Linked DNA regions of Homo sapiens: region 1 is linked to region 2. A link is an interaction called in ENCODE POLR2A ChIA-PET data of the cell type or tissue named here. Cell type or tissue: Caco-2. All regions are shown on one strand. Links, peaks and the distances in the headings refer to the core of each region. The heading gives the core; the rest is flanking DNA.

Evidence for each region. ChIA-PET counts read pairs that join two places held together with the same protein. Peaks named below come from ENCODE experiments on the same cell type or tissue, not always from the same donor. Only the 100,000 strongest peaks of a DNase experiment are listed, where the experiment ranks them.
Region 1: POLR2A ChIA-PET joins it to region 2 with 5 read pairs; 4 of 35 experiments call an interaction of 5 or more read pairs at or near these places.

The regions. Positions count from the first base shown.
Region 1 is chr16:75,257,416-75,266,379 of GRCh38, forward strand. LOC105371344 (a long non-coding RNA gene) reads left to right here. Exons shown (of 3, transcript XR_933740.3): 2 at 3,754-3,871; 3 at 4,724-5,833. It also overlaps a transcript of BCAR1 not described here. Among named protein-coding and RNA genes, the nearest start is that of BCAR1, 10 kb to the left of the region's middle. RefSeq lists enhancers at 3,584-4,383, 5,980-6,777, 6,778-7,575 and silencers at 7,922-8,011, 8,022-8,111, 8,362-8,431, 8,502-8,621, 8,802-8,861. In Caco-2, for the core only: no CTCF peak of the experiment used is centred there; DNase peaks (open chromatin) are centred at 5,095 and 8,686; H3K4me3 peaks cover 1,716 bases.
Region 2 is chr16:75,407,196-75,417,591 of GRCh38, forward strand. CFDP1 (craniofacial development protein 1) reads right to left here. Exons shown (of 7, transcript NM_006324.3): 2 at 7,383-7,500; 3 at 5,340-5,559; 4 at 4,630-4,757. LOC124900382 (small nucleolar RNA SNORA76) reads right to left here and starts at 2,271; the gene lies at 2,137-2,271. In Caco-2, for the core only: no CTCF peak of the experiment used is centred there; no DNase peak of the experiment used is centred there.

The sequences.
Region 1 (8,964 bases), core at 965-8,964, 150 kb before region 2:
ATACAGGGAAGACAGAGCTGTGGCAGCCACAGGGAAAGCAATGCTTTTTTTTCTTTTTTTAAAGACAAGGTCTCTGTCACCGAGGCTGGAGTGCAGTGGCACAGTCACAGCTCACTGCAGCCTCAACCTCCTGGGCTCAAACGATCCTCCCACCTCAGCCTCTTGACTAGCTGGGTCTACAGGTGTGCACCGCCATGCCTGGCTAATTTTTTTATTTTTTGTAGAAATGGGGTTTCACTATATTGCCCAGGCTCGTCTCCAACTCCTGGGGGCTCAAGCGATCCTCCCGCCTTGACTTCCCAAAGTGCTGGGATTATAAGCGTAAGCCACTGTGCCTGGTGGAAAAGCAATGCTTTTTCTCCCTCCTTGGACAGCATCGTGGGGCTAGGCTGGGTGTCCCACTGGAGCCTATGCCGGCCTATAGATAAAGGCTCCTCTGCCCTGGGAGACCCAGGCTCAGGCTCTCGCCCAGGCTTAGACTAGAGGAAGGGAGCAGATATTAATGACTCCAACTCGCCGTGGGCCTTCAGCCAGTCACTGTACTGCTCAGGTTTCAGTTTGCCCATCTGTTAAATGTACCCATGACCAGCAGCCCTGCCCACCCTGGGGCCATCAGACTGATGGCACAGGTGGCCGGCAAACACACAGCGGCACCCTAGTGTCCCACTGCCCGCAGCATACCCACACCCTGCGCCATCACACACTGGCCCCACCCCGCTGGGCACCAGGGCGCACCTTCCCTTGGCCTACCCCATGTGCTAAGCCCATCCCGCAACCAAGCCCTCCCTGCTCTCCCTACAGCCTGCGTAGACACCGCTCCTCAGATGCCCTCAGCATCCCTCACCTTCCCTGAAACCTTGTCTGAGAGACTGGGGCAAAATCTTTCCTTGGAGTTCTGCTGCCCCCAGATCCACCCGCCAACACTGGAGGCAGGCAGGGTCTCCTCTTGGACTGCCCTGAGGCAAGTAGGAAGTGGCTGGTTGCAGTCACTTTCACTATGCATGTTATAAAGCAACACTCATGCATCTGCGCCTCCTGACTGAGGTCTAACTGTTGGCAGCACTGCTGTGTAAAAGAACAGCCGTGTCCTCAGGGAACTCACACTCCAAGGTGTGTGTTAAGGGGCACAAACGTAAACGCTTGCAAAGCAGACAGCAGAGGGATGGGGGAGGCTGTTCTACACAAGGTGCTTGGGGGCTTCTCTGCGGAGGTGACATTTGAGCAGATGTGTGAATCTTTTGCTAAGACTCATTATGCAGAAAAAAATAACAGCAAAGATTTGTAAAAATAGCACAGGCAAGCCAACTCCTTCGGCGTGAAGAGCCAGTGTGGCCGCAGGAGCACACAGAAGAAACCCAGATGCTGGGGCCAGGGACGCAGGGAGTCTCCCTCTACCCTCCTCAGGCTTGGCTCAGTGGTGTGTGCCTCCTGGGCTTAGGGCTTCCAGCGCTGGGGCAGGCGCAGCAAGGAGTGTCTGCCTGGAGGGGTGCCTTGGCAGATGGCCAGGGAAAAAAAGAGGGAGCCCAGGAATCTGCGTGGCCTGGGAAGGAGGAGGAGGAGGGACGCAGGTAGCTTCTGCTGCATCCTCTCCCGCCTCCTGCTCTCCTTAGAAACCTCCCAACCAGGACTTCTGGAGTGGTCACAGGCCCTGGCGAAACACAGATGACTCTACAGCCTAAGACACTTAACCTCCCAGATAACCTGCAAAGAGGCAGTTTAAACTCTAGGACACCTGGTGAGGTCTGGGACAGGGAGGAGTGTGGTCATACCACTTTCTGGGCAAACAAGCAACTTTGGTAGATCCAGGATTTGGGAGCACAGATCTCTAGGCATGCCTCAAGGCATACAATTGGATATCAGGTTTTATAAAATACTTAAATGGGTATTTTGCCAACAATAGTGCCAGTGTTCCGCTACTTAATAACACACAGCACAAGCTGGCTTCAGTGGCTCATGCCTATAGTCCCAGCTACTGGGGAGGCTGAGGCAGGAGGATCGTTTAAGTCTAGGAGGCCAGGTTGGGTAACACAGCAAGACTCAGACTCAGACACAGCACACTAAAGGTAGAGACAGATATCCATCCACAAGGAATGGATAAATATCTTGTGGCACATCCATTACTGGAACATTACTCAGCAACAAAAAAGAATAAACTGGCCGGGCGCGGTGGCTCACACCTGTAATCCTAGCCCTTTGGGAGGCGAAAGCGGGCGGATCACGAGGTCAGGAGATTGAGACCATCCTGGCTAACACGGTGAAACCCCATCTCTACTAAAAACACAAAAAATTAGCCGGGCATGGTGGCAGGCGCCTGTAATCCCAGCTATTTGGGAGGCTGAGGCAGGAGAATCGCTTGAACCTAGGAGGTGGAGGTTGCAGTGAGCCAAGATCATGCCACTGCACTACAGCTTGGGTGACAGAATGAGACTCCATCTAAAAAAAAAAAAAAAAAAAAAAAGAATAAAACCAATATGCTCGAGGAATAAAGCCAGACCTGGCCTGGCTCAGTGGCCCACGCCTGTAATCCTGGCACTTTGGGAGGCCAAGGCGGGTGGATCACCTGAGGTCAGGAGTTCGAAACCAGTCTGGCCAACATGGTGAAACCCTGTCTCTACTAAAAGTACAAAAATTAGCTGGGAATAGTGGTGGGCACCTATAATCCCAGCTGTTTGGGAGACTGAGGCAGGAGAATCACTTGACCCTGGGAGGAAGAGGTTGCAGTGAGCCGAGATCCTGTCACTGCACTCCAGCCTGGGTGACAGAGCGAGATTCCATCTCAGAAAAAAAGGAAAAAGCCAGACCCCAAAGTGCATCTACTGTAGGCTTCCAGTTGCAGAAAGTTTAAGAACAGGCAAACTTAAGCCAGGGTGATAGAGACATTTGTTATTTTGATTCGATTGATGGCTACATGAAGGTCTGTATTAATCAAAACTCATCCAACTGCCAGGCGCGGTGGCTCATGCCTGTAATCCCAGCACTTCAGGAGGCGGAGGCAGACGGATGAGGTCAGGCGTTCGAGACCAGCCTGGCCAACATGGTGAAACCGTGTCTCTACTAAAAATACAAAAATTAGCTGGACATGGTGGCACATGCCTGTAATCCCAGCTACTTGGGAGGCTGAGGCAAGAGAATCACTTGAACCCGGGAGACAAAGGTTGCAGTGAGCTGATATCAGGCCACTGCACTCCAGCCTGGGTGACAGAGTGAGACTCCATCTCAAAAAAAAAAAAAAAAACCTCATCCAACTAACTGTTTAACATCTGCACATTTCACGACATGTAAAATTTACCTCAATAAGAGTTTCGACTGGTAAAAAATAAAACAAAGCAAAGAAAAAATACATTTGGCATTACAAATACCAAAAATAGATACTGCAAGCCTAAACCCACCATGCTACTCTTTTTGCCCTGACCATCAGGGAGCTTCAAGTTAAATTTGGATGCCTACTGAGCCTCGGCTTTCTGGGATAATTCTTCCTCCTTCCCCATACATTACATAATTCCAGATCTTTTCATGATCCCAGACTATTTGTGTCTTCTGCCATAATCTGCTTCAAATCCTTCTTGGAATTTGGTAGGGCTTAAATAATAAATTAAAATGACTGAAAAACCTTCCCAGCCTCTAATCCCCCTTGGAGAAGAGATTAACTTCAGAGCCGCGACTTGTGACCATCTCACCAGAGCAAGCATCCCTTCCACACTTCTGCCGAGGTCCCCAACCTGTCCCCAGAACTCTTTTTCCTTTTTCCTGCAGAGAGGGAGACAATGGCCCAGCACACAAGGACTGAGAGTGAGCCATAGAAACAATGGGGCTTGACCTGGAGGACACACGCAGGGCTGCAGCAAAGCCAAGGCCAAGGCCAGGGGTGAAGGTAAGCAGACAGAGGGAAGGTGGTGTGGGCCCCAGAACACCAGGGCACCAGTGGTAGGAAATGGGGAGGTCTGCAGGTATCACCCAGGCCCCCCACTCACCCTCCTGGCTGTAGGCCCCTCCCTTAAGGAGCCATGATCCCCAGGCAGGGGTGGAACCAGCCTCCCTCAGAGGCCCTGCCTGCCCCGTGCTGGCCCGACTGCTGCAGACCACACCTGAGCAGAGGCCTGCACCACTGCAGCGGCTCCCACGGCCTGCAATGCCGCCTCATTCCTGGGGGCACTTGGAGCAGGGCAGCAGCTGCATAGATGCGATGGGGCCAGCTGGTTGCCCCAATGCAGGTCACTCTCTGGTTGGAGTGAAGACAAGGACCTGACCATCCAAGGCTCAAGAGGCCAGGGTCCTGCAGGCCATGCCCGGGCAGGGGAGAGGCCAGGGTCATCCCACCACCAAGGCCTTGGCAGAAACCACACTGACCATAAAGAAAGGGCCACAGAACCCTAGGGGCAGAGGCCAATCAGCCTGGGTCCAGCCCAGCCTCCTCCCCACGCTGGCTGCCCAGGAGTCAGGAATGGGTCTGAGCCACTGCACTAGCCAACCATGGCCACATGAAGACAATAATCTCCACAGCAGTAGCTGCTGTTACTTAATCACCCTCCTTCTAACAGCTCTGGTCACCCCTCACCAAATTCTCACAAAATCCCAGGAGCTCTGTGCTCTTAACATCCCCATGACACAGAGGAGGAAACTGAGGCTCAGGGAGGTTCAGTAACTCACTCAAGGCACAGAGCCAACACTGTTCACTCTAGAGCCCTTGACCTTGACCCACCAAAACACTCTCCCCACCCCGCAGCAGCCTCTCCAGGAACCCCTTTCAGCCTCAAGCAAGGCTCTGAGGAGAGTGGCTGAGATCCCAGGCTCTGCACGGGGATACAGCCACTGGCCTGTGGGGGCTCCACGGTACTCCTGGGGCCACATACTCAGCAGGCGGCCAGGGGCAAGCTGCAGCCAGAAGGCACGAGAGACAGCGGGGCAAGCAGTCATGGGTTCTGCAGTGTGAAGAGGGAGCCTGACACAACCACATCACCCCACCAACAAATGGACAATGGCAGACGGCGCCGGGAAGGCTTCCTATGGATGATGGCGCAGAGCTTGAGGTGAATGGGAATGACCTGGTGAACGAGGCAGCTGGCTGGAGATCACTTCCTACAGAGGGAGGGACAGGCTGAGCCAAGGCCCAGCGGCAGAAGAGGGTGCGGCAGGGGCAGTGGGGCCTGAGCTGCGGACTTTGAACCTGGACACTGCCTCATCCCACTCTCTCTGTCCACTGCCTGGCTGCCAGGCCAGCTATGAACCCCAGGGCAGGCCTCATGGCTCCTTGGGCAGCTCCCCCACTCACACCACTGCCTGGCACAGAGCCAGTTCCAGGATTGCTGGCCAAGGTTTCAACCAGATGCTAAGGCTGGTCTACTCATCTCCATCTACCACTGCTGGGGCTGGCTGGGGCTAGACCCACCCTGCTGCACAGCCTTGGGTGCTACCTGCTCTGAGCCCAGGGTGCTTTGCCTCCCAGGGACGCAGAAGAGGTGACACAAACTCATCTTCGGGAAGCCACAGGTAGAGGGCTGGCTGCTGTCCACCGCTCAACAGGCTGCAGCCCCCACAAGTAGAGGCCATGCAGGACGATGCTTATTTTATGGCTTTGGATCCTGCCATATCTGGCTCCCACCCTGGCTCCACCTCTCACTGGCCAGGTGACCCTGGCAAGACACAGGCCCTCTGTGGGCCTGTGAGGTCCTGAGCCCAGTGCCCAGCACACAGGGCGGCATCCCTGAAAGGAGCCATCCCTCAACGAAGGGGCACAGGAGGAGCTGGAGTGGCCACACTCACTTCACAGATGGGAAGCAAGAAGCAGAACAGACAGCAGGGAGGCCTCTCTGCAGCTGGAAGCTGGCCTCTTACCTGGCAGGGCTGGGGGTGGCCAGCACCTGCCACCCCTAAACATGGACTCCCAAGCCAATGCCAGCCAGAGGTCTGAGGTGGGTGGCACATTTCCTTCCAAATGTGTCCTCTCAGCTGCAGGAAGAGTCAGGCCCAGAGCGCTGGGCGAGAGGAAGGCATGGGAATACCCACAGGGTGTCCAGGCAGCACACGAGCACTGCACTGCTCTATGCCTGGAGCAGAGGAAGGGGCACTGAGCAGGTAGCAGGGACGCCCTGGCTCCTTCCCCTCTCTGGGTCCGGGACTGCATGTGAGTCAAATGACAAGGTGACACCAGCTGATCCCCGGCATCTCCCCTCCCCCAACACTCAGGGGGTCGCTACCCGCACAACCAGCCCACCAATCTCTCACCCTGCTTCCCCTCCCATCCCCTTCTGAAGCATCTTATAATTTCTGTGGGCCAAAGTGCCTGCTGCGTCAGCCCATCTAGGAAAAGACTGCCCAAATGGATGGGTGTGCTTAAAACCCAGACGTGTCCCTGAGCAGTCGCCACTCTGGGTTCCAAGGGCAGGGCTTGAGCAGGCAGCTCAGTCTGGAAGCCTCCGCAGGGCCTCCTCAGCACATGAAAGCAATTTTCCGAACACTTCAAGACTGTTCCAAAAATGAATTCTCCTCTTGGCCCCACCACCTCACACACTGCCCAAGGTCCCAGGAGAGAGAGCCACGGTGATCTGCCAGCCAGCCACGTAGGGGGCAGATGGCAAAGACCTCTGCCCACCCCCAGCAGAATTCTCCTGGGCTGTGACTACAAGGGAGAGGGTAGGAGATGACTCAGAGCCCGTGATGGTGTGGCCAGGCTGCAGGTCCCCACGACAGTGCCTATCTGTCCAAGTCCTACCCAGCCCGCTGTTCCTCTCTTGTTACAGATGAGGCACAGTGCCAAAGAAGGCTGCCCAAAGTCCTGTAAGGCAAGGGGTCAGGGTGCCATCCCAGACTCCATGCCCAGAGCTTGGCTCTGACTGTGGACAACCAAACCAAATCAAACGGGGACCTCCCCATAGAGGCCCGCCCAGGCTGGGATGTGGCCAGAGTGACATTCCCTAATCACTACTGCCCTGGGATACCGGCCCTCCAGCAGGCTCAGGTGGTCCGCCTTGTCCCTCTGCCCAGTGCCCACAGGAGCAGGGCTGGCCAGTCCCCTGAGGCCCTGGGCCAGAGAAGTCCAGAACTTTCCAGGAGAGCAGAACAGAAGAGAGGAAGGGCTTGGCAGGCATGTTCTGTCTTCCTTCTTTCTGAAGACGAGACGATTATGCTCTGAACCAGAACGGATGGCGGGGCTCACATCAGCACAGTCTGGAAGCCCTCATTTTTTCATCTGTAAATACATTACCACTTCTGGAGGCGAGCAGGAGCGGGCTCTTTAATTCCACAATAACAATGCTTTGCACTTGGCCAGCTTCCCTCTGGTCATCTGCACTCACTCTGGGATAGTTAATGAAGAGGCCACTTGCCAGAAAGCCCCCACTGCCTGCTTCACGGAAAGGATGGGGTCCTCCGGGTGAGGAGCAGTTCCAGAAACAAGGCCAGAGTGGACAGGGCTCTGGAGGGAAAAGCCCCTAACTAGGCAGGGAAACGATGGCTGGAGGCCACAGCTCGCCAGGTGCAGATGGTGTCCCTTCCTGGCAGGACGCCGGGGTGTCCGCCTCCCACCTCCCACTTCAGTCTGTCCATCTGTCATGTGGGGCCTGCACCTGAGGCCTGGTTACCCGGGGTAGCCAGGATCACTTGCTGTTCTCAGGAGGTGAGACTGAGATGCTCAGAGATGCCAGTGCCCAAGTGTGGAAACATGGCCCGGGGGTCTGCCGAAGCCAGGCTGCCCGGCCAGGAAGAGGGGGTGTCGGACAGAAAACTCCCTACGGCCAGCGGGGAGGAAGCGGCCAGTCAGGGCCCCGGGGGTTCCGCAGCGAGAGGAAAACTTCCCAGGAAAGTGAGCCCATCCGCCGTGGAGGGCAGGCACGGCTCCCATCCAGCCAAGCCGTCCTGGGGGAGGGGTGGCTCCGGCGACTGGCAGAGACCGCGCCCCAACCTGGCCACCCCGGGGGAGTCCCGGGAGCGCCGCAGGGCAGCAATCCGAGGGAGGTCTTGCGGGACAGCACAGGCCTCCCACCCCCTCATCCGGCCCAGCAGTCCCGGAGGGGAGTCGCGGGAGCGGCAGAGACCCCTCCCCGCTAGGCCTAGCCGTCCTGGTGCGGGGTCCTGGCGGGCAACAGACTCCTGCCTGGCCCAGCTGTCCCAGGGGTTTCCCGGGGACCAACAAAGAGTCTTCCCGACCTAGCCATCTTGGGGGGCTCCCCGAGGGGACAGTACGGACCCCAGCCCGATCCAGCTCTCCTGAAAGAGGATGGAAAGGCGGGGGCAGAGAGGCCGGCTTGGGGGAGCCTCCCCCAGCCGGTGCGCTCTCCCCCGGGGCCGAGGAGGCCCCAGTGAGGCGACCCCCAGTCCGGGAGCCAACGCGGCATCAGGCCCGCAGCGGGCGGGGCGAGGTCGCAGCCGGGCGGGGGACAGCCGGCCCGGGGTCCCGGGCGGCGCGGTACTCACAGGCACGGACATCTTGGCCGCCGCCCCCGGGGCCTGGCGGGCAGCGGCGCCAGCGGGCTGGGGGCTCGGGTCCGCCCGCGCCGCTCAGAGGCCCCGCGAGGGGTCCCGGCGCTTTCCGGCTCCTCCGGCTCCTGAGCGTTCCCGGACGCCGGACTGTCCGGCCGCTCCAGCCGCGCCGCGCATGCGCCGCCCGCGCCGCCCCCCCCACCGTCTCCGCGGCCAGGGACGCGTTAAAGGTGAGGACCCCGGACCTAGGCCTTTTTCTGTCGGCCCAACGCGGCGGGGAGGCGCGGTCTCCTCCGCTCCTCGCCGATCCCTCGCGGGCCACCTCCAGTCGCACCAGCTCTGGGTCGCCCAACCAGTCCCCTCCCCCAACACTACACTGCCCTGTGGCCCTGGCCGGGCTCCTAGGCCCTGTGTCCGGGCGCAGACCGGGAGGGCTCGGCCGGCGGAAGGTGATCGCGGGGCAGCATAGCAGGCCTCCCGGAGCCCCTCTGCCCTCCCCCAGCTGAGAGCGAGCCCCGAGACCCCCAGGGAAGAGGAGCTCCCCACCCC
Region 2 (10,396 bases), core at 1,022-9,021:
GTTAGCTCCTGTCTCTCAAAAACAAAAAATAATCCTAGTACTTCCAGGCAAGAAAGCAATTTAACATGTTTTTCAGTAGCAAATAAATTATAAGGGTAAAAATGCAAGTTAGAAACCTAGAAAAATAGTGTTTCTACAAATTAACACATTTCATAGAATGTTTTGAATTGTATTTTCTATTAAAAAAATATTCACACATGGCTGGGTGTGGTGGCTCATACTTGTAATCCCAGCACTTTGGTGGGCCAAGGCAGCAGGATCACTTGAGTCCAGGAGGTTCAAGAGCAGCCTGGGCAACACAGTGAGATGACATTGCTACAAAAAAATTTTAAAAGTTAGATGGGCAAGGTGGCATATGCCTGTAGCTCCAGTTACTCAGGAGGCTGAGGTCGGGGGAAATCAACTGAGCCTCGTAGGTTGGTTGAGGCTAGCGTGAATGACAGAGCAAGACCCTGTCTCAAAAAAAAAAAAAAAAAAGAAAAAAAAGAATTCATGTATAGGAAATTTGGGCTTCCAGAATTCCTTTTTCCTTTCACTAAAAAATAACTGTAATTATAACTTGACGGGATAAATCATTGAAAATGGCTATAATGAAGCATTTAATACAAACTTTGAAAACACAGTATCACAGGCAGGGTGCGGTGGCTCACACCTGCAATCCAAGCACTTTGGGAGGTGAAGGCAGGAGGATCACCTCAGCCCAGAAGTTCGAGACCAGCCTAGGCAAAATGGTGAAACCCATCTCTACAAAAAATACAAAAATTAGCCAAGCGTGGTGTATGCCTATAGTCCCACGCACTCGGCAGGCTGAGGTGGGAGAATGACTTGAGTCCTGGAGGTTGAGGCTGTAGTGAGCTGAGATTGTGTCACTGCACCACAGCCTGGGTGACAAAGAGAGACTCTGTCTCAAAAAAGGAAGGAAGGAAGGAAGGGAGAGAGGGAGGGAGGGAGGGAAGGAGGAGAGAGAAAGAACGCACGCACAGTACATCTTTTATCCAGATTCATTGCAGATAAAGGCAAAAAATGAAAACCCTGAACTAAATGAAACTTTTTTAAAATGTATACTTCTGATCCCATGAAAATATCTCTGTGTTACACCCTGGCAGATCCCATGTTAAAAAAAAAATCTGTGTGAAGGATGGAAGGGTGGTCAGAAGGCAGGAAGGAGAAAACCAACAAAGAAATAATTTACCTACAAATGATCCCCCAGGAGGAGTACAGTCATCAATACAACTTAGATTAAGAAGAAAGAAACAAGCTCTTTCACCACAATAAAAACTTCAAATATTAATATAAACAGTGGGCCAGGTGCAGTGGCTCACACTGTAATTGCAGCACTTTGGGAGGCTGAGGAGGGTGGATCATAAGGTCAAGATTTCAAGACCAGCCTGGCCAAAATGGTGAAATCCCATATCTACTAAAAATACAAAAATTAGCTGGCACGCTGGCAGGCACCTGTAATCCCAGCCACTCGGGAGCCTGAGGCAGGAGAATCACTTGAACCAGAAGGCGGAGGTTGCAGAGAGCCGAGATCATGCCACTGTACTCTAGCCTCGGCAACAGATCAAGACCCTGTCTCAAAATAATAATAATAAAAAAAAATAGTGTTGATTCAAAGTGTGTGTCTGACATTTAATACTGAGAATTGATATTTTACTCAGCTTTTTGTTTTTTTGTTTTGAGACAGAGTCTCGCTCTGTTGCCCAGGCTGGAGTGCAGTGGTACGATCTCGGCTCACTGCAACCTCTGCCTACTGGATTCAAGTGATTCTCCTGCTTCAGCCTCCCAAGTAGCTAGGATTACAGACGTGCACCACCACACCTGGCTAATTTTTTTTATTTTTAGTAGAGACGGGGTTTCATCATGTTGTTCAGGCTGGTCTCGAACTCCTAACCTCAAGCAATCCACCCACCTTCGCCTCCCAGAGTGCTGGGATTACAGGCATGAGCCACCGTGCCAGGCCAGTTTTTTGTTTTAATAACAGAATAAAAGGTAACAGTGATTCCCTGTATATTAACACTTCCAATGAACAGCCTGTATAATTACAAAATTCTTTTCTTTTTCCTGTCTGCGGTTCATTTTGACCACATGCATTGAAATGTAATGTTATGTCTATTAAATCTTTTTTTCCCCCACACCTGTCGATAGAGGTTAAAAGGCCCACACTTGGAAGGGGCAGGTGGCCCCAGTTATACACACACACAGTGCTGTGGTGCTGCAGCCTGAGCCCCGCCGCCACAAAGAGAGGCAGTAGGGTATCTGTCGAATCTTAGTAAAAATTTAGTTATCTTTTATATTTGTTTTTCTAGTAATTCCTTTTTATTGTGTTTTTAGAAAAGTACTGGTCTGCTATAGATTGAAAATTTTAAGTTGGGGTCCTTCACTATAGATAGTAATCTGCTCTAACATTAACTTTACTGAATATGAGAGTTATATCGTGCTACAATGGAGAATGCCCTTGGTCGTAGGAGACACGTGCTAAAGTATTAAAGGCTGATGTGTCACAATGTCTACAAGTAATTCTCAAATGGTTCAGCCAAAACAAAAGAAAAACCCAGATATAGATGGTGAGAGAGAGGCAATACATTAACCAGTGGTGAATCTGGATCATAGGTATGTAGGTGTTTGTTGTAATACTATTCTTGCAACATTTCTATAAGTGTGACATTTTTCAGAAGAAGAAGTTAGAGAGAAAATTTTAATAATAAAAAGTTTTGTTCCATACCATTTGTAAAAGTGATAATGGCCAGGCAGAGTAGTACATCCCTGAAGTCCCAGTTACTTAGGAGGCCAAGGCTGGAGGATCACTTGAGCCCAGGTGTTCAAGACCAGCCTAGGCAACACAGCAAGACCCTTTCTCAAAAAAAAAAAAAAAAAAAAAAAAAAAAAAACCCAAAACAAAAAAACTGATAGTGTCAATTCTTTTCCCTAAATATAGCTTCACTAGATAAATAATTGTTGAAAACATTATTTTTAAGAATAACAATTTTAGGGAAAATTGTATTTTCAGAGAGCCTACAGGTCTAATTAATTACTGCCAATGAAAATCAATGTAACTGCCTATAAAATTATTGATTGGCACTTCCTCTGTTCTCATGCAGCTCTAAATCACAAATCTGCTATTTTCACATAATAAAATTGAAATAAATGGGGGAAGGGAAATTACAGGGATGTGGCTCTTACCTAACAGCCAGGAGACTAACTTGCTCAAGGCATTAAGCCCTTACTTAACCTATGGTAAATAAACCTTATTAATCAATCAGAAAAATATTATTAAGCTAAGAAAATAATATTGAGGCCGGGGACAGTGGCTCATGCCTGTAATCTCAGCACTTTGTGAGGCCAAGGCAGGCGGATCACGAGGTCAGGAGTTCAAGACCAGTCTGGCCAACATGGTGAAACCCTGTCTCTACTAAAACTACAAAAAAAAAGTCCAGGCACGGTGGATCACACCTGTAATCCCAGCACTTTGGGAGGCCGAGGCGGGCGGATCACGAGGTCAGGAGATCGAGACCATCCCGGCTAACATGGTGAAACCCCGTCTCTACTAAAAATATTAAAAAATTAGCCGGGCATGGTGGTGAGCACCTGTAGTCCCAGCTACTCGGGAGGCTGAGACAGGAGAATGGCGTGAACCCAGGAGGTGGAGCTTGCAGTGAGCCGAGACTGTGCCACTGCACTCCAGCCTGGGCGACAGAGCAAGACTCTGTCTCAAAAAAAAAAAAAAAAAAGAAAAAAAAAGGCCAGGAGTGGCAGCTCATGCCTGTAATCCTAGCACTTTGGGAGGCCAAGGCGGGTGGATCACCTGAGGTCAGGAGTTCAAGACCAGCCTGGCCAACATGGCGAAACCCCATCTCTACTAAAAACACAAAAATAACAGGGCATGGTTGCACAGGCTTGCAATCCCATCTACTTGGGAGGCTGAGGAAGGAGAATCACTTGAACCTGGGAGGTGGAGGTCGCAATGAGCCGAGATCGCACCCTGTACTCCAGCCTGCACAACGGGAGCGAGACTCCATCTAAAAAAAAACAAAAACAAAACAAAAAAACTACAAAAGAATTAGCTGGGTATGGTGGCGTGTGCCTGTAATCCCAGCTACTCGGGAGGCTGAAGTAGGAGAATTGCTTGAACTGGGACCCGGGAGGCAGAGGTTGCAGGGAGCCGAGATCACGCCACTGCATTCCATCCTGGGCTACAGAGCAAGACTCCGTCTCAGAAAAAGAAAATAATATTGAAACCAAATTTCTCTCCTTGTATTTTCAATTATTATCTGATTTCTGAGACTTCAATGGGGCTCATATTGCAGTCAAGGAGAGTAATAAAGGGAGACATGACTTACCAAAAGTCACAAAACATGGCAATGATCAAGTGGAACAAAATACTTAACTCATATTCCCTTGCTTCTGTTCAGCTGAGCACTTCGTAAAGCTCAAAAACTACACTGCTATATGTGAAAGGACCTTTCTCATACTCCCTGGTAATTTATAGAGCCAGTTTTCCTTGAGTTCAAGTATAACTCTCCCAAAATATTATGATGGATTGAAAAGAGGATAGATGGCTAACACCAGTTAGAGAGAGACGCTCATTTTTGAAAATGCTAGTTTCAAAGTTTTTGAAGGTTCTCTTACCTTACTTCTTCACCAGCAAAATCAAACACCTTGGTGATTTTAACTTTTTCTGTTTCTTTAGGTTTCTCTAGCTCTTCTGCTTTTACCAACAATTTACTTGAACTTGTCTCTTCAGTCTCCTCTCCTTTCTATAAAAAAAACAAGAAATGTAATGTTTCACCAAAAGATGAACCATATTGTTTACAGATACTTTTTATTTTTTTTTCTTTGAGATAGCGTCTCACTCTGTAGCCCAAGCTGGAGTGCAGTAACACAATCTTGGCTCACTGCAACCTCCCCACCTCCCAGGTTAAAGCGATTCTCCTTGCTTCAGCGTCCAAAGTAGCTGGGATTACAGGCAACCGCCACCACACCCAGCTAATTTTTGTATTTTTAGTAGAGACAGGATTTCGCCATGTTGGCCAGGCTGGTCTCGAACTCCTGACCTCAAATGATCCACCTGCCTCAGCCTCCCAAAGTGCAGGGATTGTTGGTGTGTGGCACTGCAGTCAGCCTATAGCTACTCTTAAATGTTTCATCTCTAACCAGTTAAAGGCCTATTGGAAACTTACATGATTAGAGAAGCTTATTCTCCTACCACAGGAAATGCTTTGCTTTTCACTTAGTACAATTGTTATCAAAAGGCATCTGGTCGATTTCCGTAGGCTTCAAATCTCAGTAATGTAGGGTATTTCTGGAGAGGCATTCACCTCACTAATGTCTCAACTTACCTTAACTTGTGTACTTGGGGGCACTTTTGATTTTGGTCCCACATCATTGAGGAAGCTGGCCCAGAGTTCGTCCTCCTTCTTTTTCCTGGCATCCTCTGATCCAATGCCTTTTTCCTGCTCTGCAGCGTCATCTTCCTCCTCACTACTGCTTCCCTCAGATTCTGAATTGGCATCCTCCTCTTCCTCTTCTTCTAATGAGAGGCCACCTTGTCTTCTCTTCCTAATCACCAGCAGTCACAGGAAAAAGGAAAGACAGCACAAAACGATTTCAGTTATCCCTCTCCCAATCCCAAAGGTAATCTTATAAACCCAAGAACACTTTAAATTCTGGGACTACTGGTTAATATACTGAAGTGAGTAGAAGAGTTAAGCTGAAATTTTATAGAAGAAAAAAAAAGAATTGAAAAAAAAAAAAACTGAGCTCTTAGTGCTAACTTTTCTCCAATCACTTAAAATCAAAGTATAGCGTTCTCCTTCTAAATCAGGACCAGCTGTTTTCACAAAGAAAACATCCAAATCACCTAATCACAGAATTAATCTATCCAGAAAGAATATTCTAAGAACATATTATATGTGCCAGACATTGTTGACTTTTTAAAGCTACTCCATTTGTAGAACAAGTTCTATTTAGAAGAGCCTCAACTTTATTTGCACTATTTCTTCCAAGAGTTCTCAAGGAAAAAGAAAAAAATCCATGTTTCTTCCCACTTTCGGAAGAACTGAGAGCTGGAACATAGAAAAATTCAAGGACAGGCCAGGCGCAGTGGCTCACACCTGTAATCCCAGCACTCTGGGAGGCCAAGGCCCACACAGAGATTCCACTACCTTTTTTCTCTTTTACTTCATATAAACTTTCATCACAACAAGATGAGAAAATTAGCCGGGCATGTTGGTGGGTGCCTATAATCCAGCCACTCGGAGGCTGAGGCAGGGAACTGAACCCAGGAGGCGGAGGTTGCATTGAGCAGAGATCACGCCACTGCACTCCAGCCTAGGCAACAGGGCGAGACTCTGTCTCAAAAAAAAAAAAAAAAAAAAAAAATTCAAGGACAAAAAAACTGGGCCCAAGACTTATAAGAGTATATTGCTTCTTAGACTATTTTGACTTTAGGTGAATCAATCTAATATCTACATTCTTTTTTCTTTTTCATAAATGATAATCTGCTTTTTGCTTCAATGCCCAGGAAGACAGAAACACCCAAGTGAGGTAAAAGACTTCTATGGAAGATGCCCTTATCTAAGTTAAATAACCTGTCAGAATTTTCATAATTTTCATGGGAAAAGAAGCCCATACCAGGCCTATGCCAGGCAATGGGCTAATATCTGTATTTTTAAAATTTAATTGCATATATAACCTTAGATCAAACAATTCCACTTCTAAATGTTACATTTACAGATATATTTATACATGTATACATTATATACATTTATATATTTATGTATACTTTGTATACATGTATACAAAGAATATTCACTGCACTCTTCTTTGTTGTAGTAAAGACTAGATACAATCTAAACATCCCTCGATACAGGAAAGCCTAAATAAAGTAAGGCCTATTCACATAACGTAATACTATGAAAAGGAGGAGATACTGCCATGGTACTATCTCCAAGATGTGAAATAAAGAGAAATGAAAATGAGAAAGTGAGTATGCTACTATTTATATTTTTTTTCTAAAAAAAAAATGAAGAAAATATAGACATATATGCATTTGCATGCACAGACTATCTCTGGTAGCATAGTTCTTCAGAGGCAAAGCAACAAGGTCTAGGAACAGGGTAAACATCTTTTCAGGGACTGAATTTTCTGTTCTAACCATATGTACATATTACCTATTAACATTTTCTTTACATTAAAGCTCAAAATGTTTAAAGCTTTCCAGAGACCAAGAAGTTAATCCTAAAATAACAGCAAATGTTTCCCTCAAAGAGAAAAGGGTTAGAAACTCTGGCTTCATTAAATCTATCATGAGACCAATCTTAGCAATCAGGATGGTTGTGACAATAGCCCCTAACTTCTAAGGGCCTTGAAGGCAGCATCACCTGGCTGGAATGCTCTGGGCCTTTCTTTTTTTCCCTTGGGTTTTCTGTGTCTGCTCTTCACCATCCACTTCATCTTCCTTCACTAATTCATTTACATCATCTTCACTATACTCTCCACCTGAAATCACATAACAGGGTGATCAGACAGGAATAAAGGTTTTCACATCAAGATGAGACATTTTCATTAATACAAGCTTTCACACCGAGACATTTTCATTAAGAAAAAGTGAATTTTCCCCTACTCTTCACCTAACGAAAACATCATTTCCTTGGGGAAGTCTTCTCTGCCCCTGAAGACTACCCTACGTTCTTCTATCGTAGGCTTCCATGGCAGTCTCTATTTCCCCTCCAAAACTCATCCCACTTATATTTAATGTTGGTAATTTCTGCTGTGCTGTATACTCCAAGAGGACATAAACCCTGTTCATTGTGACTTTTAAGTATTCACTAAATGAATGAGTGAATGAACAGAAATTTCAATTCTACTAATGTGTTTCTCAAAGAAGAAACTGATGCACTACCTCATCTTGGGTATCTTTCAAATCTAATTTAAAAAACACTTTGTCTTCTCAATAAAAGAAGTTTAAAAGGAAACCTAAAGACTTCCAGTTAAACATAGCAGAAAGAACAAACACACCCATGTCCCATTGTCAGACACTGACATTCAAGGGTCCCCAACAAAAGAGTGTTGCTTGGATGTCTGACCACATGCTGTGGGTACCAGTCAATAAACCAACCCTGCCCACACAGAGATTCCACTACCTTTTTCCTCTTTTACTTCATATAAACTTTCAATTGAAGTGTACATACCAAAAAGCACACAAATCTAATATACAGTTCAATGGAATGACACACAGTGAACACACTTGCATAACCAGGGCCCCAGCTCGAGGAACTGAACATTAGCAGCATCCCAGAAGGCCCCCTGTGCTCCCTTCCAGTCACTAACAACTGCCCTACCCCTAAAGGGAACCAATATCCTGACTTCTAAAGTCACGGGTTAGTTTTGCCTGCTTTTCAACTTTCAACAGAAGCCTGCAGTGTGTACTCTTCTGTGTCTGGCTTCTTTTATTCAACATTATGTTTGTGAGAGTCACCCACATTGTTGCAGTGTAGCTGTAGTTTATTCATTCTCACTCCTGAACAGTAAATAGTGTGTCATTGTATGACTATACCATAATCCGTTTATTCATTCTACTGCTGATGCACAACTAGGTTGTTTCCAATTTGGAGTCATTACAAACAGTACTGTTGTGATACTCCTGTGCATCCAATCAGCTTTATTTATTTATTGAGACGGAGTCTTGCTCTGTCACCCAGGCTGGAGTGCAGTGGCGCGATCTTGGCTCACTACAACCTCTGCCTCCCAAGTTCAAGCGATTCTCCTGCCTTGGCCTCCTGAGTAGCTGACATTACAGAAGTGTGCCACCACACCCAGCTGATTTTTATACTTTTAGTAGAGATGGGGTTTTATCATGTTGGCCAGGCTGGTTTTGAATTCTGACCTCAGGTGATCCAGCCGCCTTGGCCTCCCAAAGTGCTGCGATTACAGACAGGAGCCACCGCACACGGCCTCCAATCAGCTTTTAAATACTTCACTTATAATGTACCAAGGACCACCAAACACTTGAGAAAAGCCTCCAATATGAAAGGCAAGATTCAAGACAAACAGAAAGGAATTCAGAGGAAACAAAATTAGTGCAGAAAGAGGGGATGGGGAGGGGGACAGATTAAAAACTTAAGGAAAAAGGATTTGTAATTAATATCCTGAAAGAGGTAAGAGAAACTGTGGCATCCATGGAATAAAAATAAGACTTTTAAAATAATTCAGAAAAATGAAACAAACAAAAAAGCTCGTAAAAACTAAAACAATGATAAAAGAGATTTAAAAAAAAAAAAAAAAGGTAAACCAGTGGCTCACGCCTATAATCTCAGCCCTTTGGGAGGCCGAGGCAGGTGGTTCGCCTGAGCCCAGGAGTTGAAGACCAGCCTGGGCAACTGTGAAACCCTGTCTCTACAAAAAAATACAAAAATTAGCTGGGCTTGGTGGTACACACCTCTAGTCTAAGCTGAGGCAGAAAGATCACTTGAGCCTGGGAGGTCAAAGCTAGAGTGAGCCAAGATCACACCACTGCACTCCAGCCTGGGTAACAGAGCAAGACCCTGTCTCAAAAAAATAAATACATAAATTAAAAAATTTTTTAAAGGCGATGAGAAGGAGCCAGCTGTGTGAAAATCTGGAGAATAAGCATTTGAGGCTGAGGTGGAAACAATCAATATCCAAAATGGAATTCTGTTTGACATCCCAAACACCAAGGGCTAAGTGACAGTGTTTCATGAAGAGAGCAGTGAGTTCCTGCTTAAGACAGCAATCTGAACATAGAAATGTAATTTTACTTCCTCCTGAACCTAGTGAGACCCCATATCTAAAAAAAATTTTTAAACATTAGCCAGGCATGGTGGAGAATGCCTATGGTCCCAGCTGCTTGGGAGGCTAAGGGGAGGATCACTTGAACCCAGGAGGTCAAGGCTGAAGTGAGCCATGAACACGCTACTGCATTCCAGCCTGGGTGACAGTGAGACCCTGTCTCAAAAACAAAAACAAAAACAAATACCACCCCAAAATACAAAGAAACACAAATGTATTTACCTTTTTATCCAGCAGTCCCACTTCTATCCCAGAATATATAATAGTTTATTCACTCAGTACTGTTTGTAATAACAAAAAATTAGAAACAACTCAAGTTGTCTCACAGTAAGTGACTGGCTGAAAATGCTATGGTCCATCTAAATAATGGAATACCACAGTCATTACAATGCAATGTGTAAAATTTCTATGTATTTACCTCCAAGATATACTCTTAAGTTAAACAGAAAAAAAAGGAGAGGAAAAGCAAAAGAACAGTGTATGAAATATGCCAGCTCTGGATGAGGAAAAAGGAAGAATTAAGAATATGCTTATATTTGTTTGTATATGGAAAAAGCGACACTAGAAGGATAAACAAGAAACTAAT